5 separate regions of the Mus musculus genome follow, and regions 2, 3, 4 and 5 are each linked to region 1. Evidence: chromatin loops called from intact Hi-C (ENCODE). Cell type or tissue: left cerebral cortex. All regions are shown on one strand. Region 1 has its middle 5.1 kb from the start of Mir138-1. Region 2 overlaps Ano10 (anoctamin 10). Region 3 has its middle 38 kb from the start of Gm35454. Region 4 has its middle 16 kb from the start of Gm35454. Region 5 has its middle 43 kb from the start of 9530059O14Rik.

Region 1 (5,000 bases):
ATTTTCTGCATGCTCATAATCATCTTCTCAAAACACACATTCAGACCACGTAAGCCCCCCATGGGGCTGAGCTACTATAAGGACCTGACCTTGCCCTCCCTGTAGAAGGCCTGGCGATGGGTATAGATCCTTCTCTCCCAATCCTCTCCCTTCCCATCCTTCTGTTCTCTTCCGAGATCCCCCTGCCCTCCCCGGTGCCCAGGCTTCAGGATACTCCCAGCCCATCCTCCCATGACTGATGCCTGATTGGTGGTTTCATAGATACTTCAGAGAGCTCTAGTTTCCCAGTTTAAGAAGAACAGGTAGTTGCCAGTCCACGAACATGGCAGGATGCATTCCCTATGCTTGGAGCCTTCATTGCTTCCGCCCTTCTGCCTTCCATGGCAGGGTTCGTCTTTGCCTGGGGGCAGGGCTTCTGCTCATTGACTGTTACAGCCTTGTCCCTGCTCACTGGCACTGAGAATAAGTCTGCTAAATGAATGGGCGAGTGTGCCCATGCTGTGAGCATCCTCCCTGAACGTCCTCCCTGAATGTCCTCCCTGAGCATCCTCCCTGAGCATCCTCCCTGAATGTCCTCCCGGCATCCCCCCTGAGCATCCCTTGCTCTTTATTGAGTCCTGCATCTTTTATTTCCTTTTGGCAGTGTTGCAGCAACAGCTACCAGTAGAGCAGATCTTCTGCCAGGTGCTGCCTTGGTTCCTCCATTTTTTCTATCGGGTGGGCTGTAGACCCACGCTAACAGAAAGTGCCACCAGGGTAACATCCATGTCATTGGTCACCAGTGTCCCTGCTGTTCAAACCTAGGCCCTGAAGTCTGTCTCCTGAGCCACCGTGTTATGATGCAGAGGAGCTTGGTCACTCCCAGGGACCCAGGAAAGCCCTCCGTATTCTCAGAACCTTCTACCCTAGTGTCTTTAACTAGGTGCCCCACCACCAACAACCACACAGTCCTTTATAACAGGTTTTAACCTTGTTTGAAGGGCTTTGGTGATGGGACATGATTTAAAACCTTGTAAAATATGGAATGAGGTCACATCCTGAGAAAATGAGGGAATCCTTTAAGGCCTAGAAGAATGTCGATTTGAATTTGGCGTGATACCAGAAAGATCTTTTGAGGTTTATATATGACCTTCAAAGGCTGAAGCTGCAAATTCTGATGAGGGCCTACTTGGAACTCGGTGTTTGGGGTGTGGAGCACAGTTCTGGGTTCTCTTCTCAGTTCACAACTCCACCAGAGCACCACTCCAAGCCACACATGTCTGCCCATCGTGTGTCTTTCATTCCAAAGTGCATTGTGACTCACTGAGAACATCAGTCCCTGCTCCAGAACATTCTAGACCCTCCACTTAGGAGGATTTGATAACACCCGTGGGAAAGAAACAAGACTGTACAGCCCTGCTTTTTGTAGCCTTCTCTTAGCAGCCTGTGCCACAGGAAGTGGTAAGGTTTGTTGTTGTTGTTGTTTTTTTTTTAATTAAATTTATTTATTCACTTTACAACCCAATATCAGCCTTTCCTCTCCTCCCTGTGCCCCTCATACAAGTCCTCCCCTATTCCACCCTCTGAGTGTCAACCCCACCCCATCCTACCCCTGTATATCAAGTTGCTATGGGACTAGGTTCATCCTCTCCCACTGAGGCCAGACAAGGCTGTCCATTTAGCAGGATCCACAGGCAGGCAGGCAGGCAGGCAGGCAGCAGGCTCAGGGAATCCCTGCTATGTTGGGGGATCTCTATGAAAACCAAGCTGCTCGTCTGATATAATGGGCCTAGGTCCAGCCTGTGCTCGCTCTTTGGTTGGTGGTTCAGTCTCTGGGAGCCTCCAAGGGTCCAGGTTAGTTGACTCTGTTGGTCTTCCTGTGGAGTCCCTGTCCTCTTAGGGTCCCTCAGTCATTTTCCCAGCTCTTCTACCAACTTCTTACTCCCGAGCTCCATCTACTGTTTGGTTGTGAGTCTCTGCATCTCTTTCCATTGGCTGCTGGGTGGCGTCTCAGAGGAGTTATGCTAGGTTCCTGTCTGCAAGCATAACAGAGTATCATTAATAGTGTTGGAGACTGATTCTTGCCCATGGGGTGGGTCTCAATTTCAGGCAACCATTGGTTGACAATACCTCCATCTCTGCTCTATCTTGGTCCCTGCACATCTTGTGGGCAGGGCACATTTGAGGTTGAAGGTTTTGTGAGTGGATTGCTGTCCTTATCCTTCCACTGGGAGTCTTGCCTGGCTGTAGGAAGTGGCCACTTCAGGATCCATATTTCCCATTCCTAGATATCTCAGCTAGAGTCGCCCCCTTAGTCCTTCTGGGACCTCTCCCCATCCCAGATCTCTGGCAAGTACTAGAAGTTGCCCTATCACCACCACCACCACCCCCAGCCGATTTCCCTTCTCTCTCCCCTGCTCTTCCTACGTATGATCTCCCCAGGAAGTGGTAAGTTTAGGCTCTCTGTATCACAACTACTGTGAGGCCTTATGTTTATAGCCCAACTCCAAAAAGCAGATTCTCTAAGAGTGGTCCACTGCTGACCACAAAAAGCTGTGGGCACAGTGGGCTTGTAGCATGCACACACGAATGCACAGACACACTCACATCCACATCCACATCCACATCCACACTCACACGCACACGCACACGCACACGCACACGCACACGCACACGCACACGCACACACACACACACACACACACACACTTCAATACCCAGTGTCTTATTCTTTCGGACTGTTCTGCTGGCCTTGGTCAGTACTTTTGGGGAAAACTGGATTCAGAAAGGAGGTTTCCTTGTAATACTGAATATCAAATAGTGTTTTTCTAATTTGTTGCTGGAACCCCCAACCTCAGCACCCCTGGGAACTTACTGGGCATGCAATTGACCAGTCATACCCCAGTTGTGCTGAGCATTGGCAAGCACTCCAGGGAGTTCCACAGCACACTGATAGGAAGAAAAAGAAAATCTGAGATACGGTAATGCATACCTGTAAAACACACACACACACACACACACACACACACACACACACACACACATTCCAAACCAAGCCGTCGGGACCATGTTGGAAAGGAGTGAGTCAAGAAAATGGTTTGAGAAGCTCCCTGGCCCACAGTCTGCAGCCATGTGAGATGCTTATGGCTTTCACTGAATACTAAGTAGCAGTTTCTGAAACTCCAGGTGCCCTGGGCTGTGGAGTCCTGACTCCTCTTATGTTCTGAACAAAGATGCTCAGGTCACGTCTGATCCCTGCCACAGGGAGGCTGCAGGTACCAATGCAAAGCCTTAGCTGTCTTCATACACGGCACACTGCAAAGGCTTCGCGCGCTCTACTCCGAGTCCGCAGCAGCCTCGTTTTAAGAAGAGGATCTTGAGACCGAGACCTCCCCGGGGGGCCGAAGTGGCTGCTTACCACTTCAGAGTCATGAACCTTCTGCCTTCTCCAATGCTTCTCTAGGCCCTGCCTTTGATTTGACCTCTCTTTCATGAACAAGTATGAAACAGAGAGGCTGGCATGTCCAGCACAGAGCACTCGTGTCTATGGTATCACAGAAAAATCGGCCTCTGGGCTGACAACCAAACACTAGGTGGTGTTGACAGTTAAATCTTGTGCCTCTCTGACCTCAGAATGAGTGTGTAATCGTCCTTGTTTACCTTGGTGGTAGTTATAGATAGCCTTTATGTTCACCTCGTGGATGACCTCATACATTCTGGATAAACCAGAGAGGCAAAGACCTTCCAGACCTAAGCCATAGCCTCTTGGTAGATACTGACCCAGGCAAGTACATTTTTCCCTAAGAAAACCACAGTAATTCAGACCGAGAGTTCTGAGCTTTTCCATCATGTGCACTGATAATCAGACCAGGAGGAAGCTGTATTCTACATCCTGTCACAATCCAGGAAACTGCACGTATTGCTAATGATGAGGGAAGAGCCTGTGGGCCTTGGAGACAGAATTGAAGTCCGAGGTGTTCACCATAATTCTGATTTTCAGTGGAAAATTAGAGGAAAAATTAAAAGTCTGACCTGCTGTTCCCTCTCTCTCCTTAACAAAAAACCCCCCGAAGCGGTGTCGCATGGCGTCTGAAATGCTATTTTTAAAGGCATTGGAATGAAAAGGCTGGGAACGGCGCTCGGTCGGTAGAGTGCTCGCTATACAAGCATGAGGAACAGAGTTTGATCCCCAGCATCCACATAAAAAAAGGTGGTCGGAGCAGCATGTCCTTGTAGTCCCAGCAGATGAGAGGCAGAGACTGGCAGACCTCTGGCACTCGCTAGGCATCCAGCAGCCAAGAGGTGGATCAGGAATGGTAAGAAACCTGCCCTGGCCATACAGCCTAGCCCTTTGTTCCCAGAACCAGAGTTTTTCACGATCTAGGACAAAGACAATGCCCTCAGGACCCTGGTGGAATTTACCATGTGCTAAACATTTGTGTCATCTCAGAACCCAGCACCCCCTGGGAAGGCGAGCAAATTCTTCCTAGCGTTTATGTGAGGACCAGGTTTAGGTCCCATAGCTGGGCTATCATGCCCCCAGAGGTGTGCTGATCAACTACCTAAAAGGCATTCTGCTCACACTCTGTAATCAGTTCCTGCCACCTATCCCCGGCTATGTAGACATGAGTAATTTCAAAGGTTCCTAACTGTCTCCAAGTTGAAACCTGGGGCTTGGGGCCAGCATGCTGAAAGTGAGAAAAAATAAAAATGAAAACAACCCCCAATCATCCCTTTTTGGAGGGAAGGTCATTTGGGCCCACAAAAGTCACCTGTGGTCTGGTCTCCTCCCACCGGACATTGAGTTTCCCGGGGCAGGATTCACTATCTACTTTGTTGCATGGGTGCACCCCAAAGGTCACACAGTAGGGCTTAGGATACAGCTGATGTCTGGTGCAAGACTGTACTGTGAACAGTCCTGGGTTCCTCTACTGTCGATGCTGGAATGCTAGATACCCAGCCTGCCAAATGTGTATAATTCTCATGGGAGACTCATAGGCTATCTGCATGTTAGCTCAGCT
Region 2 (5,000 bases), 440 kb before region 1:
TAAAATAAATATGCATCTGATGGAAGAACCCGCCCTGCCTGCCTTTAAGCCAACCACAGAACACAGAGCATTTTAACTGGATAAAAAACTGAAGATGGGGGCAGCCTAGAGTAAGACTAGAAAACATAAAAAATGACCAGCAAGGATAAAAAAAACAGAAGTAGGAAGACGGGCTGGGTGTGGTGACTCACACCTGTGGGCTAGCTCACAACCCTGACTCAAAACCAAAGCACAAATGTTAGGGGAAAATCTAGCTCATGATTCCATCCAAAAGGACACAAATAGAAGAGCTAGAACCCAACACATGTAAGACAAAAAACAAAAACAAACAAACAACAACAACAACCCCCCTGGGAAGTGGACACCATGAACAGTTGACTGTTGGCTCTTCCTGGCCAAGCTTGCAATTAAATTATCAGAGTTTAATAAAGCCAACCACAATGATCTGCATTTCTGAAAAGGACAGCGTCAGCTGGCAAATTCCAAGTAGCTAATCCTTCTGCAGGTACTTCAATTTATCAAAACAAGCAGAGGTGTCCCAGGGCTGTCCAGTGCGGGTGCTGGGAGCTGCACTTGGATCCTCTGCAATAGTGATGTGATCTTAACCTCTGAGCCATCTCTCCAGCTCCACTAAACATGTTCTAAATTTACAGGGTATTCTTACAAATAATAGAATTTTAAGATTTTTGCCTAGAGGTTTTCTTAATATTCTTCCAAAAAGTACAGTCAGCAAGCTTACCAATTACCACTCTGAAATTCTTTCTCAGATAACTATCACAAAGAACACGGAGGGAGGAAAAAAACCCTGTGATTTATTTGCCCTTGTACAAATTCTTAGTAAGAACTGTTTCATCACTAGAAACCATTCATGAAGTGACTTGGCACACGCCTGTCAGCCCCTGGGGAGCTTTGGTCCTTGAGCAGGCCTGGGGAGCTCCATCTTGGAGAGGAAACAATGGAGATTAGACAGTTGTGTGAGCGTCCTGCTAGCTGCACAAAGGGCACCAGGTGTCCTATGGTAGAGCAGGAACCAGGGCAGGTGGAAGGCAAAGGGGAACCACTGAGAGCCTTTCCCATCACAGAGGACAGACGTGGTTAGAATATCATCCCGGGAGAACAGCACCATGAGCAGACAGTGTGGGTGCGCCATCACTTCCGTGGGGCTGTTAACACGCCTGAGGTGAAGGGGTTAAGGGAGCAGGGCTTTGCTTTGGCTCATGGTTTAGAGGGTTTAGTTCATGGCTGCCTCACTCCGTTTGCTTGGGCAGAACAGCCTGGCGGCAGGAACATGAGGTAGAAGCTACTCTCTACTTCTTGGTGAACAGGAAGCAGAGAGAAAGGTCACACAGGAAGAAACCAGAACAACCTATCACGTGACTCCAGGAACCTATCTGCACTAAATTGGCCTCATCTCCAACCTTTCACCACTGCCCAGTAATGCCATTGCATTGCAAACCTACTGTTTACAGCAGGGCCCTCCCGATCCCATGTCTGGAGACACACTCACAGACACACCCAGGAGTGTGTGTCACTAAATCCAGTCAGTAAAGTTATTGTGCATTACTGTGGGGCAAAAAGAGGCAGCTGGAACACAGCAAGCCTAGTGGGGACTGGTTGTAAGCGCCCAGGTGAGAACTGCTAAACTGCATACTATAGTCAGAAATCTGGAAATTGGGGTTCTTTAAAAACAACAGAAACATTGTAAGAATATGTTTTTGTTTTAATCCTAGGTCTGGGGATATGGGGTTTCTTCATAGCAGCTGATTATGATTTGCCTCAGGCTCTAGCAGAGGCGTGATTCTGCCAGCTGCATCCCATGGGGTGCAATGCTTGGAATTCTGGGAATTTTTCAGAGAGTATATAAATGCTAGGGTCCAGAGAGCCGGGGTGGGTTGCTGATTGTTTGTTTGGGGGTGGTTGCAGTTTAAGTAGCCTTCCACAAAGAAGAAAGAAGAAAAAAGGAGAGGGGAAGAGAAGGAGGGAAATAATTAGATATTCTTACTGCGAAGTTCTAACTTTCGACAAGGAACTCGATGCCCCTCATCAGCAAAAAGTAGTCTAATGATAACACAGTTCCCCTTTCAGACCCCTGACTATTCAAGTACCTCTTTCCTTCCCTCCCTATTCTTTTTTTCTCTCTTCTCTAGTGTTTAGGGTTGATGGAATGGAAAATGGGCAGAGAAGGGTGGACGAAAGAACCCATGAAGTAGCAGAGAACAGCTACAGCACACTTAGTGATGTAATGTTTGACACAAGACTGACACGTAACTGACACTCTGCAGAGCACAGATGAGAAACAGCGGGACCCTGGCTCCAGCCAATGCTGAGGGCCTGGACAGAGTCAGAACCAACAACAAGGAGGGGTGAGTCGGGGCAGGGAAGGTTGGACTGAGGTGTGGAAGCAAACCCAGCAGGGAAGAAAAAGAAAGGGGAGCAGGAAACTAATATGAGAGCAAACTGTGACACAGTCAACCATCAAGACGTGGGCTGGGGAGACACGCCATGGCCAGCACGGGCACTCGCACTAATGCTGAAAGGAGAAATTCACAGAGCTCAGAGAAGGGAGCCTTAGGTGGTCACTCAGCTACACTCTGACTCAGACATCTCTGCTGTGATGACCTGGTGAAGAACTGATGGTGACAGGGCTGGCACTGTCACACCAGTCAGATCACACCCGTCTCCCGTCACAAGGACTCTGTGCTCACTCTCTCACACAAGCAGTCCCCCTCGGATCTCACCGTTACAGGTGGCAGCAAACCCTGCTCACTCCAAACCCTTGTCTCTGCAGGGCAGGCTGACACACCTCGATCCCGCTGAGGACAGGGTGGGTGCTCTAAGTGGTGGCTCAGTGACAGACTCCACAGTAACCACAGGACACAGCAATCTACATCGTGGCCCACCCTGCTCTAGAGAGGGGGCAACACATTCAACAAAGAGTTAAAGTGAGTAAATCCTGAACAGCTGTCTTCCGAGAGCTGACTATATTATGACTGAAACTAGGAAAAACCCGTCCTCCTCTCTTAGCATACTACATAGATGACCCGCAGTTCCATTTCTAACCAGTAGGGGGCGAGTGCATCCTATAACTTACTTCTCCCATACCCACAAGAAACTGCTTTAAAGGGGTATTTTTCAAACTAGTAATTAAGCATGAACAGAGACAACGGATTCACTAGTCACTAGAACCTAAAATGCAGTCAATCTCCCAACAAACTGTTGGCTCACTTTTGCCTTTAGAGTGTTAGCATTCCGAGGATTAGCATTTAGAGGTTAAATGGTTAGCATTTGGCATATCGGACTGATATAACTGATACACAAGATAACGGGACATCATTCCACACAGGAGTTTGGACTGTGTGGCCCACTGCTGTTTCCACTGGTACTGTGACTCTGCACTTACAGGCGTGGCCCTCGGCTGGAAACAACATCAGAGACAAAAGGATGTCTCAGGCATGAGGTGGCTTCTCAGGGGACTGTGGAACATGATCTGTGGGCTGATGTTCATGGTATTTCCAATATCAAACTTTAACCCATAAAACGGTCACATTCAGTGTGCTCTCCCCTCATGCTCAGGTCTACTGTCCATCCCCGATAAATCTATTGCACAAAGCCGTGTCACGAGCCATGTCTCTAAGGGCAGCGCTAGGTGGCAGTAAGCACACAGACGCCACAGCAGCTTTCACTGTTGGTCCTGACATGCTTGGAGGGTGCAGTGGATCCAACTCTAAAGAAATCCAAGCATCAGAAAGAAGCAGAAGTGTGGAAGTTATCTGGGGTTGGAGGTGTGAGGCCAGGAGACAAGTACAGCCGAGTTTATCACAGGGACTGTTTTCCAAAAGGTCTTTGTTCTGCGACAAATCTTAATCACATAAATACACTTAGATGCTAATGACTTTGAAATGTAACATTTTAAATTGCTTCTTTCTATCAATATGTTAAATTTTTATTTAAAACATAATTTATGTATTTTTTATAATTTGCTGTGGCGTTTTGGATGAGCAAAATTTTACTTAGAGACCATGAATAAATACATTAAAGTAAAACATGCAGTATTATCTGTGAGATAGACATTTTCAAAAGCTAATAAAAGCCGATGGTGAAGCTCGCTTGTAATCCCAGCACCTAGACACAGAGAAAGGACAGTCATGGTTCAGGGCATCCTCAGCTACACAGACACTTTGGGGACAGCCTGGGCTTCATGGCACCCTGTCTCCAAGAAACAAACAGCAACAAAAACTTCAGGGGAAAACAGGGAATGATATAAATTAATGATTTTACTTTATAGAAAATGGATTACTTCCTTTCTTTAAAGTAGTTTGACCCAGTGGTAGTTTTTCGTTGAGTAGAACTGACAAGCAAAAGCTGTGCACAGCTGCGGGTCAGTGTGAATCGCACACACATTACAGAGTGGTTGGCACGGCTGAGCTGACTGACATTCATGTCGCCTAGCAGTTACCTTCTAACTCTGAACTGAATCTCAACATGACTTTATAAACTGACATGATCACACAACCAAAACCTACGTTTTCTAATTTATTTCTAAATGCTCCATTTTTATTTACAGAGAGGCCATATGGCATACAGCTGTCTCAGTAGTGCTACAGTAAAACTGGTTAACTTACTTTTTTTTTTATTGCTGTAATGTTATATCTAACATTTTTTCCAAGGTTGATTTTTGTACTGACACAGAAAAATACTTAAGTTACCAACCAGGGGGAGGGAACTCTCAGGTGTATGAGTACCAACAACTGGAGCCTGGCAGTTTGCAGAGCTGCCCCGAGCCAAGGGTCACCCGAGCCAAGGCAGGAGCATCAGGCCCTGGATCCAATTAGAGGAGCATCCAACCCAGGGAAGCAGCAACATGGAGCCCATGAAAGCTCAGAGAAGGGAAGGTAGAAACAGAGATGGCCACACTCACATCCTCCAGCTTGGAACGGTGCTGCTGTGCAGACAGAACGACTGTCAAGCTTTCTGTGTCTCTCAGGACTCTCATCCCTTCT
Region 3 (5,000 bases), 210 kb before region 1:
TCTTGGGGCACCACAGCTGGCTTTCTGTGTCTTCCTCTCACACTTGCCATGCCTTTGTTCCATGGCCCAATCTTCACCACGGGCTCCTCTTTTCCTGGCTTCAAGTCTGTACTCTGACCACACCTCTCTGGCTCTTCTGTGAAGTGACACCTGCTGTTGATAATTTCCAGATTCCTTCGTCATCCCAGGCGTCTTGGAAGTAACCTGTTCCCTGTGTTTGATTTTTTTGCTCTACATAGAGTATTTATCTTTCTGGCTGAGCCCTTTTCCCACAGAGAATGTATCTCAAACTGTAGACTATTGGGTTTGGGATGCAGCTCAGAAGTGGACCATGCCTAGTGTGAGGCCGTGGGTTCAATCCCAAGCATTGCCAAAAAAAGAAGAAGAAAAAGAAAAAGAGAAAACCGTAGGTTGTTGTTGTGATGGTTAGATATTGTCAGCTTGACAGATTCTAGAGTCACTTGGGAGATGGGGCTCTGGCTTTATCTGGGAGGGGGATTTTCTTGGTTACTTGGTATGGGACCATTCTCCAGGCTGGGGATCCTGAACTATATAAACATATGGACGTAGGAGTTGGGCACTCGCCTTAGTTCATTCCTTTTTGCTTCCTGATTGTGGATGTGATGTGACAGCTCCTTCAGGATCCCGCTGCCTTGACTTCCGGCATGATGGATGCACCCTTGAGCTGTGGCTGGAGTAACCCATGTCCACTTGGAACTGCTTTTGTCAGTATTTTGTCACAGCAACAGAAGAAGACACTGATGTGTGTCACTTACACTAATACCTGAACACTAGCCCCTCAGTGCACCCCATGGGAACAATATAGAGCTTCTCCCCACTACAGAACCTCTAACCCCGTGCTATGCTTGGCTGCTGGAGCTGCCCAAATAATATCTGTAGAATGAACATATGAAGGGGAATTAAGGAGCTGTGGAATCAAATTTATGGACAAGAAGGTGACCAGAAGGTATTTTCCCATGCTAGCTTGTGTTCATACATCAGCATGAGTAAACTGTGAATCAGTGCTTTATGATGCAAGAAAGAGTCTGGGTGTGGGGAGACTGCACACTAGGGTCTGAGTGTGGGAAGAGTACACACTCAGGCCTGAGTGTGGGGAGAGTGCAAACTTGGGGCTGAGTGTGGGGAGTGTGGGGAGAATGCACACTCAGGCCTGAGTGTGAGGAGAGTGCAGACTCGGGTCTGAGTGTGGGGAGAGTGCACACTGAGGTCCCAGTGTGGGGAGTGTGGGGAGAGTGCACACTTGAGGTCTGAGTGTGGGGAGAATGCACACTCAGGCCTGAGTGTGAGGAGAGTGCAGACTCCGGTCTGAGTGTGGGGAGAGTGCACACTTGGGTCTGAGTGTGGGGAGAGTGCACACTGAGGTCTGAGTGTGAGGAGACCACACTCTCAGTTCAGCTTGCCTATTTCCTTTTTCTTCTTTTCAAATTTGAGTTTAGTGGAAAGCAAACTTTCTCATTTCCCATTTCAGCACACTGAATTATTCATCCAGAATGTTCTGCTGGTATTTCCTCCCCTGTCAGATCTCTGCAGTTCCAGAAACACTCTACCCAGAGCTGCAATCAGAACAATTAGCAACCCATTACAGGACTCAACCTGCTCACACCCTTGGGTTCCCAGGCCTGAGTCCTGTGCATGGAGAGCTAGTCTGACGATAGATAGAGTCTGATTGTTCTATAGGGGTTGAGGCCTGTCTGTGTTTCTGACTCCACAGAAACCAAACTGCCTTCTCATCTTCCTCACTGGGGCCAGATAACTGGATAGCGTTGGTGCTGAGTTCAGGATTCCCCTAATATCACCCTTGGCCCATTATCTGGAGTGTCCAGTCTTGTGATGACTTGACATGACATTGTTATCTATAAATGAGCCAGGCATCGTCCATAGCTCTCCTGAGTACTTGTGGCACACTAGCTGACGTCTCTGCTTGCTGATCCTTCGACCTCAGTCTCCTTAGCTCCAGAGTAGGAAAGACAATCTTTGCCCATCTGCCCCCAGTGCCCTTGTTGACCCATGAGGCACACCTTGAGCTCTGTTCACCTCTAGGGTTCCAATGGGTCTGGCAAATGGTAGACAGTTCCTTCAGAGGTTGTTTCTTCTGGGAGCGTGATATCCATTCCACTGCCTGTTATCCGGTCCCACCCCTGGAAGGAAGGCTCCATTCCATATCCCTGCTCTCGTGTCTCCTTCACATCCAACCTCAAATCTGTCCCCAAGGAGGCATGTCTACTCCAGGCCTGAGCTCTCAAAGAACGAAGAGCCACATACAGTCCTTCTTCCTCTATCACAGGTCTCTCTGGGTCTTATCACCTTGGTGACCCTTTGTGTCTGACCTTGAATTTATGAATCACTCTTTGTGGTACTGGCCAGGGACTCTGCAAAGCAAGGATTCTCTCCTGTCAGCAACACCCTGTTGTTCTGACCACCAGGGGGTGCTAAGAAGAATGGAAGGCCAAGCAGAAAGCAGGTACTCCAGGGCAGTCTCTCCTCAGAGAGCCAGCTGCCCCTGCCTGGGCTCCTTTTCCCTCCCAACTGCAGCAGCTGCTTAGCAGCTGCTGGACCCACGAGCAATGTCTCCATCATCTGTTTCTCAGATGTGGCTCTTTGGCCTATGCTGTGCCAGCACCCTCTCTGCAGAAGAGGCCATGCTCCGCTCCTTCCAGATATCTGGGACCATGCTGTACCAGGTCCCTCCCTCCAAATCGTCTAGGCACTGTGACAATCTTAGTTCTTTGATTAATTCCCCCAGCCCTGGAAGTAGAGACAGCTTCCTACAGTGGCTGCTTCTGTTTTCCCTTAGAATCTTCTGTCTTGTTCTTACACAGTTAACTCTTTACAAGGATGATCTCAAATTCTTAGGCTCAGGCCATGCTGCTGCTGGAGCTCCGGAGCACTCGGGACCACAGGTGCCTGCCGCCAGGCCTAGCAACACTTCTTTGTATGAATTTCTTTTTGCTCAAATAATTGGCATCTTATTCTTCCTCAAGGGACCCTAACTGATCTGTAAATGGAACCCAGGAGAGAAGATAGGGCTAGTGGGCAACAGGAGAGAAGGAAGCCACAGAGCCCACAGAATGCAGAGCAGAGTGGGAGAGGAGGAGTGCTGATGGTCAATCAATGTGAGCCATGCTAAGCTGCACCCCTGCCCGAAGGTGATATCTGTCTCTCTGTCTATGCATCTACCTAACTTCTACTTGTCATCTATCAGTCATCTATATATTGTCTATTATCCACATCTCATTTATCAATCTCTATTATCTACCAGTCATCTATCAATTATCTATATATCTATATAGAGAGATATATCTACATCAATCTATTTTATCACATATCTACAGGTATCTATTAATAACTATCAATTATCTATTATTTATCAGTCCTTTACCTGTATTTATATCTTTCTACTTATCATCTATATGTACCTATTATATGCTTGATTAGCAATTTAATAGATGGATGGATGGATGGAAGGAAAGATGGATGGATATACATCTGCCCTATGATAGAGAGGCAGGCAGCCAGACAGGAATGTCAACAGCTGATTCCTCGCTGTTTAAAAAGTCAGGTAAGAGTATGCATTGAAGATATTTTGGGGTGACTGATGCTTACCTCTGCAACTTCTCTCAGACAGGCCAAGAGTCATCAGGCCACCTGGGCCCTATGGTGCTGTGTGTGGCATCTTTAGGTCATGCTCTTGGAAACAACCCCTGAAGGGTGAAGAGATGAATGCCAGCATGAGCACAGAGTGTTTGGTTCCATGGGACTCAGGGTTGAAGAACATCCCGGAAGGTTCTCTATGGAAGATTGGACTGGTGTGGCCTCTATGCATCAATGGTTGAGAGTGGTTGCCCTCAGGAACAGTGTGACCTTGGATGGTAATGACCTCAAAGCATGCTCAGCTGAATGGGTTTCTGAACAAGGACGTGGTTAAATCTGTTCCCTGAAAAACTGTATCAGACTGTGTTCCTGCCATGCAGCCTTAACTCTTGGGTCTGAGGAAACACCCTCCTCTGGCTACCCACCATAGTGCCTGTGCTATAGAGCCAAATCCCAGTCACCCGGAGCCTCCAATGCATGTTCTACAGAGTTACTTTTAAACAGTGAGCTTGTGAGACTACAAGTTTTGTCTCATCTGGCCGGTTCTTTGGCCAGTCAAATGTGGCCCAAGGTGGACCATGTGCATGTGAACTTCACCTTGACTGCCAGTCTCCAGAGCCTGTGCAGCCTCCAAGCTCAGAACCTGCTGCCTGGCATCGCATTAGCAGCTGGATGCTGCTGGCTAAGACTCCGGGAAGATAATCTATCCGGAAGCACAAGAGTCGATTACTAGATCGATAAACACTGCTGCCTCTTGGTTCCCTGCTTCTCAGCAGACAATACCCCAGCCAGCAGCAGCCACTGGCTTCCACACAGAGGAGGAGAATGTGCTCGGGGGGCATCACCCACAGGCCAGTCAGGGAGGGGCCTCCATGGCAAGGAGACCTTTCTCCACCAGTGTGTTTCAGGCTTCAAGTTATGTACAGGGGTCTGACACTTAACCCTGCCTGTTAGGTGTCACCTTAGAGAAGACCTATCCCGAATATCACATCTCAGGTGTGGCTCCTCCCCTGTGCAAGGAAATGCCATTTAGAGAAAAGAGAATAATTTACAACAAGGCAGTCCAAATTCAAGTGTCTACTCTGATGTTTAATAATAGCAAGGGCTGGCTTTGCAGATGCAGCTGACCCCTATCCAGGCTTGCTGCAGCCAAGGTTAATTCCACCATGTTCTCTGACATGGCAGGCAATAGTGAGCCCTTGGGTCTTATCTCCTTTGAGTTGGTTGCAGAAAAATTTCCAAAGACAGCAGAAAATGTTCATGCTCTGAGCACTGGAGAGAAAGAATTTTGATACGAGGACTCCTCCTTTTACAGAATTATTCCAGGGTTCATGTGTGTGCCAGGGTGGCAACATCACACACCATCATGGCACTGGCGGCAGGTCCAT
Region 4 (5,000 bases), 270 kb before region 1:
TGAGATTGTGATTCGTGGCGTTCAGATTATGTGATGATCCTCTTAGGGTCCCCCCTCTTTTTTTCTGATTAGCTCCTGATTTCTGTTGCCCTTCATGCTGTGAGGTCTTGGATCTTTCCACTTATCTGTGATGTGAGGTGCAGCTTGCTTTTTTTTTTCCCCTGTAGTGAGCTATTTTTCTCACCCCAGCAACCAACCAAACCTTCCCTCCCAGGCCTGTAACTAATGGAACCTTTCATTATAGAAATATAATCTGTTGGAAAGTTCCCTTCAGCAACACATGCTGCTGGAGGCTTCCTGCCCACCTGTCTGGGCAGTCCCTCTCACCTCACTTCCTGTCCACCTGTCTGGGCGTGCCCAGGCCCTCTCACCTCTGTTGCCTCAAGCTTCAATTCTTACCTCAACAGTCACTCCTCACAAACGACTTCCCGAACCTTCTTCCCTATCACTTCACACAACTGGAATTTTGTTACTTAGTTTCCCTGTTTTTTTCTTTGCCTACTCCCTCTCCCCCTACAGAATGTGAGTTCCACAGTAAACTGGGAAATTCTCATGCAAACTCCATTACTAGACAGTGGTCACTTCCCTGGTGCCTAGCACACATTTCCAGGAAGGCTGGGATGTAGTTCAGTTGCTAGAGTTCACGAAGCCCTAGGTTCCACCTGCAGCGCTGCAGAAACCTGGGTGTTGTGGCGAACACCTGAAATCCCAGTGTCCGGGACAGAGGTGGATGCAGAATTGGAAATGCGAGGTCATCCTTGACTTCATGAGTTCAAGACCAGCTTGGCATGGGCGAGACATATCTTTTTTTAAAAATCCTAGAAAAATAGATCCAGGTGAGTTTGTTGCACCTGTGTTTGTTAGTAGCTCAATCTGAGAGTCCTCGTTAGCTCCCTTAAAATATCTGATTGACTTTCATGTGAAAGCAAGTGCCACAGATTAAATATATGTTGTGCTAAGAAGTTTCCCGATTTACCACAGCCTGTGCACTGCCAGAAAAGCATTCTGCATGTTAATTACGATGGCTGGGGGGTTTCTTAAGTCTTCTTGTTCTCCTGTTAACTTTCTAATGCATGCAGGGAAGGGAACAAGGGAGCATGCAGAAAAGCTGTGAAGATCAGTGTCACTTTGGGTGGCTTGTGGAGTCCCAGTGAGCTCTGCTGACAGGCCAGGGTGGTGTTGGCAGCAAGCTGTCTGTGAAGGCTGTGAAGGAACTCACTGAGGCTGCAAGGGAGGAGGCTCTGACTTCTGGCTTCACTAGGAGCTGTGCCCTTTTGGCTAAGACTAAAATTTCATCTAGGGAACAGTTAAGCAAGAGGCAGGGGTGAGGAGAGATCAAATCCCAGAATACAAATGCACAAGATGAGCCGGAATACTGAGAATGTGGAAAAATCTGACCTTGCTCCCCATTTGAACGTCAGAGGAGCCAAGGCAGTGTAGCAAGACTGTGGGGGCATCACGAAAGCCTACTTTGGCTTCAAGTGAGCCACCAGGACCCCCACCCCTCACATACAATGGGCGCAGACTCAGAGATAGCTAGGTGATGTGAATAAAGCATAGTGCTTAGACTATGGTTAAAATCCTGACTCAGAACCTGCTTTGACAGATCACTCCCTGAGACTCTATTTCCTCGTCTGTCAAATGAGATTAAGGTCCTTGCTTGGTGTAGAGGCTATGGGTCCCACCCACATAGGGCCACTCTGTTGGGAGTGTCACTTGCTGCTATAACGTAAGAGTCTGCCCCTCACCTCCCCCTCTCCACTCCCTGCTCTCGTCTTGGCTCACAGCTGGTGCCTTGGAGGCAGGGAAGATATTGGTGACACTACTTCTGAACATTTGCACAATTTGTAAACTTTGCTTAGGAAATCCTTCCCTTCCTCCTCCCCTCCCCACCCCCAGTTCCAGAATAACACTGCTGTTTGTCTGAAACTTCCTGACCCGTAGCTTAAGAATTACGCAGGATCACACAGACTCAGCCGGGTGACTCTCAAAGCAGCAAGCAGATGCCTGCCCTGCCCAATAACCACTGCAATCCCTCTCCCTCCCTGCCGGGAATAGGATTATTGATATGCCTTTCCCAGCTGTGACCAGCAGGGGGCGACCTCTTCTTGCGTCCATTTCCTTAATGCTGACAAGGCTCCCTGGCTCCCCACCCTGTCAGAGCTTCCAAACATTGAGCTAAGGTCCATGTTTCTTTCTCCTTCCATTGGTCAAGGTTTTAGATACATGCACGAAGCCATCAATGCCAAGATCAGGGCAAGGTCTCCTTCTAGCCTGGGGAACAAGGGTCCTAGTGTCCTTGGCTGTGTGATGGCTAATGTCACAGCTACATAGATGTGGCTCAGTGGTAGGTAATGTGTTCCACAGAGGTGACCTGGCTCACCAAGGCAACACACTCCACAGCTATGTGTTGCTGCCTATAACCACGGCAACTACTAACCTGTAGCTACAAGCTACAGAGATAACATGCACCGTCGTGCTTCACAGAGGTGGCATCTGAATGCAGGTTCTACTCAGCCTTCAGGTGTCAGGCATGTTTTGCAGCACCCACCTTCAAGCCACTGAATTAGTTCCAAGACCTTGCTGAAAGCAGCCTAGCTCCTGTGCCCTGGCTTCCCTGGGGTTCTCAGAAAAGGGCCTCTTAAACCCCTGTACTTCTGCCATGGTAGTCTATTGCTTTTTCAAGTTCAGTAGGTAAAGATACGATTTAGTGAGAGAGGAGAGAGAGAGAGAGAGAGCATCGTTTATAATTTATCCTGGGTTTCTTTTGTGTCTCCCATTTAGTAATTTGTTCCATTCCTTAATGGCTCAAGTTGTTCATCAGACTGCAACAGAGAGGTGGAGTGAGTCACCAGGGAATGGGGTGGGGGTGTGGGGTGGCCTATATATCAGGACCGGGAAAACTGTGAGCTCTATCTCCCACGCCTTCCCACCCGGACGTCACGTCACCAGGTTGGTGCAGCTCCTGTTTCTGAATCCAGGTAGAGGAAAAGGAGCTGGCTGGGGTGGCCATTCAGGGAAGCATGATGCATTCTCTGAGGCTGTGTGAAGCACTCTGCTGTTACCTGGACTGGGTGGTGGGAGAGGAAAAGCGATTGAGCCTGGTTTCCTCACACGGCCTCTCTTCACTCACACTGAGAAAGACAAATCCTGGACACTGAGCTCTGTCTCTGTGACTCTGGCAGTATCACGACATCCCCACCCCACCCAGAGCTGGAAAAGATGCTCCCAGCATGGACCAGCCTCTTGCCTCTGTCCTCACTCTAGCACCTGCTCTCTTGAACCTGTTGCTTTTGATTTCACATTGGGGGTTTTGGGAAGAAAAGCACCTTAATGAAGAAAGAGGGGGGTCTGTGACTCTAGACAAGGAGAGACTGGAGCCCCAGAAGGACCCTCACTTGCTGCTTTCCCCCACTTCTTGCTCAGCTTCAGGACACAATCGCCAGTGTGGGCAAGCAGACTCCAGCCCAGCCCCTCGGAGCACAGGCCTTGGGATCGGCTAGATGCAGGGCTGGGGGCGGTATTCACAGATCTGGCGTTTATGACAGAAGGCTCAGTTAGCATCTTGTGGGCATTTACCAGGTGGAGTGAAGGTCATTGTGCCTACCTTGTAAGTAGATAGACTTGGGACGAGGATAATCGTCTCAGTGGCCCAGCTGGTGTGGAGTGGAAACACCTTCTTCCAGAATCTTCTCGGGATGTTGTCACACTGCCTTTGCCAGCCCCAGTTCGGATGGTGTGGGTGGGTGGATGCGGCTGACGGTTCCATGGTGATGGCTGTCCTCTCCTGACTCTCGGCGGCGGTGGCTTAGAGATTGTTCTCAAGGCAATCGGCCCATTTGACTCTTGCAGCACACTGAGGCACGGGCAGATCTGAAGGAGGGTTAACTGTGTGGATGGCAGGTGAAAGGAAAACAGACTTAGTATCTTAATTTTTCATTTCTAGAGAAATGACACTCGGGCTCTGTATATGCCAGGCAAGTAGGCGAGTCACACCCCAGTCTCAAGAATGAGCTTGCTAAAGCTTAATATCAGAGCCGGGGAGTTGACTCCTGCAGAGGACCCAAGTGGGGTTCCAGTGCCCAAGATGAGCAGTCTACACCTGCCTGCAACTCCAGCTCTCCGGAATCCAACGCCCTCTTCTGGCCTCCTCAGGCACTGCATCCTTGTGTACCTGTTCATACATATACATGTAATGAAAACTAAAAATGAAACATTTAAATAAAGTGTAATATACAAGCAGAAAAGTGTTCCCATCGTAGGTACACAGCTCTCTGACTTTTCTTAAGGTCTGTTGTCTGAAGGCCATTGACTAAAAGAAAACTGGGATTTAGGTAATATGACCTGCTGGGTCTGCTCATGTGTTAAGCAGTAAGGACAAGATTCCAGTAGCGCCTTTTAATGTCCACACTTTGAGAGGAACCCTCCTTTTTGTGTGTGTGATGTGTATGTATATGCCTTTCCACCTGTGCACATGTATCTGCACACATGTGCATGTATGTGTACGCATGTGCATGTGGGATCCCGGGCTGATGTCAGGAATCGTCAATACATGTCTCCCTTCTGATTCTTTGAGGCGGGGTCTCTCAGTCAAACCCAGGGCTTTGTTGACATAGCTGGTCTGCATAGACAGCTTGCTCTGGGGGAATCCCCTGCCTCCACCTTCAGAGGCTGGAATTACAGATGGGCTACCACATCCAGCCAGCATGTACATGGGCTCTGGGGATGCAGATTCTAGGTCTGACAGTTGTGCAAGCACATGGGTTTTCATACTTAGGGTTTCGACTTTTGAGAACAATTGGCTTCATCGAGGGCAGCAGCACTTTTATCTGATGAGCTTCATTACCACAAAGGGCTGCAGGAGAGGGAAGCTGGGTGGTTTAAGTCACTCTTCTGTATTGAAGCTCTTTATTTGGGGGATGAGTTTCTTCTGTGGAGTATTTGTTAAAGCCTCATAAGGTAGGCTAGGGGATGTGGCTTAGTTGGGAGAGTTGTGTGTG
Region 5 (5,000 bases), 72 kb before region 1:
TTGTAACTAAAAACTTCTGAAAATGTCTGACTCTATATGTATGTGTGTGTGTATGGTATATATGTATGTATAGTACACACACACATACATATATATATACACACACGTACATATATACACACACAAATACACACATACGAATGTGACGGCTCTGAGACAGAAGTTGGCAATGGAATTCTAAATGGCCTACCAGTCAGCTGAATGCAGAAATCTATTAGCAAAGCCCAGGAGAAGCCTAGGAAACACATGGCGGCTCTACATAAAAAGCTAATGTAAATTGACCTCAGTCACGTGCTAACATGTTTCAATGAATGAATGAAATGATTTCTTACAGAAATTTACATTCATTCTCAATTTAAAAAAAATTACCAGCAAGCACGAATAAAGGATATTTATCAAGAAGTTAAAGTAAACATCTTGGTCAGTAAGTAATATGTAAGAAATGCAGCCCCGACACCGATTCCTGCATCCTGAAGGGCCAGGATCTGCGACTTAACAAAGAAATTAGAAGGGTTGAAAAGGAGAGAAATTTCAACTTTCTGAAACCCATATGGCAGTCTATCTGGAAAATCCCAGATAATCTACATAATTAGAAGCATTCCGTGCATCTGGGAATTTTGACAGAGACTAGTTTGGTAACATTCTTAAGCACGAGTGACTTCTAAGTAGAAAATGAAGTTTGAAGGATTCCATTAGCTGGAAAGTGAGAAACAGAAATAAATCTAATAGCGAAGGAACCAGAGCGCAGAGAGCTGTGAAGTTTCCTCTGAAGAAAGAATATTTAAATAAAAACAAACTAATACTGTAAATGGGGGGGGGGTGCAGCTTCCCCCAAATTAGCATATCACTTCGATACAGTTTCAATAACGGTATTCACAAACTTGGTGTGGAACTGGTATAAAGTGCTTGCCTAGCCTGCAGAGAGTCTAGTTTGGCATAAATGGTTCTGGTGGGCACACCTGTAGTCTCAGCACTGATGAGACAGAGGCAGGGGGATGACCAGGAGCTCAAGGCCAGCTTGAGCTATCGAGGACCCTGAGTTACATAGTGTTAGAAGAAAGCATTTGCAGAGTCGCACCTCCGAAGCTTTCGAGGCGGGGGGGGGGGGGGGGGGGCAGGGAAGGGGGGGTGCAGGCACTGTCAAGCAGTTGGCAAAGGAAGCCAGCTCAGAATTCCCTGCTGGATGCCTGGGATTTGCTACTGTTTCGGTTTGGGTTTTGTTTGTTTATTTGTTTGTTTTGCTTTACCTTTTCATACAGGGAGCTAACTATAAATTTGGATATGGTTCTCAAATGTGACATTAAAAAAAAAAAAATCCAGACTACAGCAGGCAGTGGCGGCACACCCCTTTAATCCCAGCACTTAGGAGGCAGAGGTAGGCGGATTTTTGAGTTCAAGGCCAGCCTGGTCTACAGAGTGAGTTCCAGGACAGCCAGGGCTATACAGAAAAAACCTGTTTCGGAAAAAAAAAAAAAAAATTTCCAGACTACATCCCAGACTAAATGTAAGGCATGTTTTAAAACGTTTAGAAGGAAAACACATGTGTCTTTATGACTTTGGGGTAGGAAAGGTGTCTTAAAGGAGACTCCCTCCTCCCCCAGAGTACCAATGATTTAAGCAGAGTTCTGGCATGTGCAGTAGGAACCCTGTTGAAGGGGTGGTGGAAGGTATTTCCCACCGTGTAACAAAGAACTGATTGAAGCTTTCCTATGGGAGCCTAGAAGCCAATCCATACTGAGATGCTGAAAGGGATAAAGGCCTGAGCTGTTTCACAGAGGGAAGGGATTAGTAGTGTATAAACACAACAAGAAGAAAGATTCAACTGGGAATAATGAGTTGCACACTAAAACCTTGAAAGGCAGCAGTTGCAGCCTACCCCTGACCTCTGAAGTAGAGCCTACCATACCTAGGAAGCAGGGCTGCATGAGTTGCTGGCCAAGGCCATTCTGCAAGCACAGCCCACATTCCTGCGGGAGATTTAGAATTTCCATCACACCTGCTGAGTTTTGGCTCCGCCTTGCATCAGTTGAGAGGGAACTAAGCTCTGCCTGTCTCTCTTCCTGTTTCCCATTTGTTCCTTGGAGAGTTTGGCTGGGACAGTGTGGCCCTAGGGTTAGACCATCACTTCCCTTCAGACCATCTGTATAAAGCTGACTCACAGGCTAGTGTTTGATGACCAGGCAACAAGTTAACAAATTCTGATCAAGTTGTCTACAAACTCAGGAGAAGCCCATCGTTGTGAGAGGACTGTAATGGTCCATGCACCCTCCTTAGCACAACTGGAGAGGTGAAAAGACAGCAATGAAAGTCAGGCTGGGATTGAAGAGGATCTAAGGCATATGCCATACTTCTTAGTGCCCAGAAGGGGGCAGCCTAGAGCAGAGCAGGGGCCCCATGGCTGTGTGCCCAATGTAGCGAATAGCCAGTGGCCCTGCTACAGGTCACTCCTTCCTCCCTTCTCCCTCCTCCTCGTGGAACTTTCTGCCTGGTGGGGTTAGGGTTCTTCCCCAGTCTTCCGCAGCTTGCTCAGGAGAGCACCCTGAAGTGACCTCCCAGTCACCTCTCTGCTTTGCTGGTGCAGTGATGTCATTTCTAGCAGAGAATATGCTAAAGGGAGCCTCTGCAAAGCCAGATTTATCTATAACATGAATCACTGGGCATACACTCTTACACCTGGACCTCTGACATCTGTGGCAGCCGCTCACCCGTGTTGTCCTGCAGTCTGCTAACACTTGGGTGTTACATTTGAGCTGGAGATCTCTGACATTTTAGAGTCCCTACCTGATGCATGTGAAAATGGAGTTGAGAAACATTTTTGTGAGATTTTGTGTTGTGATTGAATTAACTTGAGGTTAATTATATATTAATTTTTACTTGATTTGAACTTGAAGGGGTTCTTCAGGCCACTTAGAACCTGTTTGAATGAAACCAAGACCTGCACAGAGTCTGCACACTTCTTATTGACTGTGAGATATTTTGACTTTCCTGGTGTCCTGATTGATATCAGATTTTCATGGGAACATTGAAATCCTGTGCTATTATTAATGACACTCTTCAATTTACAGTTGTATATTTCTAACAGAAAATGAACCCTTAAAACTTGTCTATTTAGCCATCTTGTAGCTAAACACCCCCCCCCCAAAAAAATAGTGGGAAATGCTTCATTCTTTGATCTGCCATGCTGAGGTCCCATGTCTCAGCTACCCTGAGGCCTGTGGAGAGTCCTTTAGCCCAAGGTAGAATTTGGTCTTGTTGGTGATATCTGGCTCTGGGTTTCCTAAGTGATGACTGATAAATTCTTTATGCCAGTGGAAAAAGTGTTTGGGGCTCTTGGAACCCCTGTCTTAGAAACTTCCCAGGCAGCAAGTTAGCACCAGCCATATTGTGTTGGACACTTTCCTTTCCTAGCTGTTCAAACAGAAGATAACTCACTGTGGGGAGGAAAGATGCAGACTGACAGACAATTATCCATGCTTTCACAACTGATAGTGATGAACTTAGTCTGTTAGTATGTTGCTGTATGTGCCCAGTATAGCATTCACATATGCACATGTCTGGATATCTGGGGAGGAACAACAGTGCTCTCTCTCTCTCTCTCTCTCTCTCCTATTGAGATAATGTCCTTAAAACAAAGATCCAGACAAGTACACAACTACACAAGCTTCCTTAGCCAGTCATTATCAATCTAGAGAAGGCGAATGGATAAGAACACTGAGAGCCCTCAGTTGTATGCGTGAGTGTGCGGTGATTTTCCGAGTGTGCGGTGATTTTCCGAGTGTGCGGTGATTTTCCTCTAAGCCTGTGTGCTTATGTGACTCGAATCACTTCCTGCAGAAGTCCGGGATGTGAGATGTCACATTCGATGTCTATTGTTAGCTCTGTCTGATAAACTGAAGAACCTTCTAAAGAGACATAATGTCATCAACATTGTTCTGTCTAAGGAAAGGACTGAGCACACAGTCAATGCGAAGGCCCATTATTAAAATTTGTCTCCTGTTTTAAATACCTTTTTTTATACATATACATATTTTTGGCTTCTCATGTTATTGTGTTAAGAGGTATGTGTGTATGCAGCACACTTCATGCATGTATGTATTGGGCACATGGGAGGGGGATATATACACATGTGTGTGCTTTTATATGAAGGCTATTGGTCAATGTTGGGTGTCTTCTTCAGTCACTCTCTGCCTTATTTTTTTGAGACAGGATTCCTCAATGAGCCTGGAGTTCATAGTCATGGGTCCAGTAAGATTTTGTAGCCAGCAGGAGCCAAGGAGCCTCCCATTTCTGCCTCTTCAGCACAAGGATTGTGAGCCATCATGTGCAGCTTTTTACATGGACTGGAGATCCAAACTCAGGCCCTCGCGCATGCACGGCAAGCACCACACCACCCGAGTTCTCTCCTGAGCAGGGTTCTATAGCTCCTATTTTCCAGTTTTCTCAGTTTGTGTGTGAGAAAAAGATAGTATGAACAGGTTGTTTGTAAAGGTGGTAGCTTCTAAGCTCTTAAGTAAGACTCGAGAAAGCCAGCCTTTTTCCTCTCACTATTTTTTTTTTTTAATCGAATGCCCCAGCAGCCTTCAGTTAGAATGGCAGTTTCCACACACACCTCAGTTCTGATAGACGCAGCAATATTCTCTGTTCCCAGTATCAGGAAACACACTGAGATAAGGCTTTGGATGGCCCTAGACTTGATCTGAACCTGAAGTCATCGCAGCCACACAGGGTCTTGAGCTCCCTGGCTGAGCTATAACCAGCTGCTCCAAGTGCTGACCTACTTCTCCCAGCTCCAAGTTCTCCATTAAAGGAATTCTGATTGCTTCAGAAAAACCTGTTCCTCCACCCCCGCCCCAGACACAGGCATTAGGTAACACTGACATGTGAGGTATGGTGCCTTGAGTATCCGTAGATTCCAGTAAAACCAGAAACAATGGAGGTCTCCTAGTGGGGAGCAAAGCTCTAAGTCCCTACAAATTGCCTCCACCAGGGCAGGACAGGGT

The links. A loop is a pair of places that touch in the nucleus more often than their neighbours do. Peaks named below come from ENCODE experiments on the same cell type or tissue, not always from the same donor. Only the 100,000 strongest peaks of a DNase experiment are listed, where the experiment ranks them.
Region 2: it touches region 1 in a loop (2.3-fold over the local background); 3 of 42 quality-filtered maps call a loop at or near these places.
Region 3: a loop joins it to region 1, with 6 times the contacts of the local background. A loop is called at or near these places in 4 of 42 quality-filtered maps.
Region 4: a loop joins it to region 1, with 8 times the contacts of the local background. A loop is called at or near these places in 12 of 42 quality-filtered maps.
Region 5: a loop joins it to region 1, with 9 times the contacts of the local background. A loop is called at or near these places in 22 of 42 quality-filtered maps.

What each region holds. Positions count from the first base shown.
Region 1 is chr9:122,685,441-122,690,440 of GRCm38, forward strand. No RefSeq gene overlaps it. Among named protein-coding and RNA genes, the nearest start is that of Mir138-1, 5.1 kb to the left of the region's middle. In left cerebral cortex, a CTCF peak has its summit at 1,940 (motif pointing left); a DNase peak (open chromatin) is centred at 1,931; H3K27ac peaks cover 448 bases.
Region 2 is chr9:122,244,770-122,249,769 of GRCm38, forward strand. All of the region lies in intron 11 of Ano10 (anoctamin 10), which reads right to left. Among named protein-coding and RNA genes, the nearest start is that of Mir8106, 27 kb to the right of the region's middle. In left cerebral cortex, CTCF peaks have their summits at 3,057 (motif pointing right) and 3,647; DNase peaks (open chromatin) are centred at 155, 3,063, 3,370 and 3,634.
Region 3 is chr9:122,474,018-122,479,017 of GRCm38, forward strand. No RefSeq gene overlaps it. Among named protein-coding and RNA genes, the nearest start is that of Gm35454, 38 kb to the left of the region's middle. In left cerebral cortex, a CTCF peak has its summit at 2,432 (motif pointing right); DNase peaks (open chromatin) are centred at 1,563 and 2,451.
Region 4 is chr9:122,419,210-122,424,209 of GRCm38, forward strand. No RefSeq gene overlaps it. Among named protein-coding and RNA genes, the nearest start is that of Gm35454, 16 kb to the right of the region's middle. In left cerebral cortex, CTCF peaks have their summits at 2,082 (motif pointing right) and 4,145 (motif pointing left); DNase peaks (open chromatin) are centred at 1,040, 1,099, 1,775, 2,100 and 3 more places; H3K27ac peaks cover 664 bases.
Region 5 is chr9:122,613,146-122,618,145 of GRCm38, forward strand. No RefSeq gene overlaps it. Among named protein-coding and RNA genes, the nearest start is that of 9530059O14Rik, 43 kb to the left of the region's middle. In left cerebral cortex, a CTCF peak has its summit at 2,365 (motif pointing right); DNase peaks (open chromatin) are centred at 2,348 and 4,822; H3K27ac peaks cover 129 bases.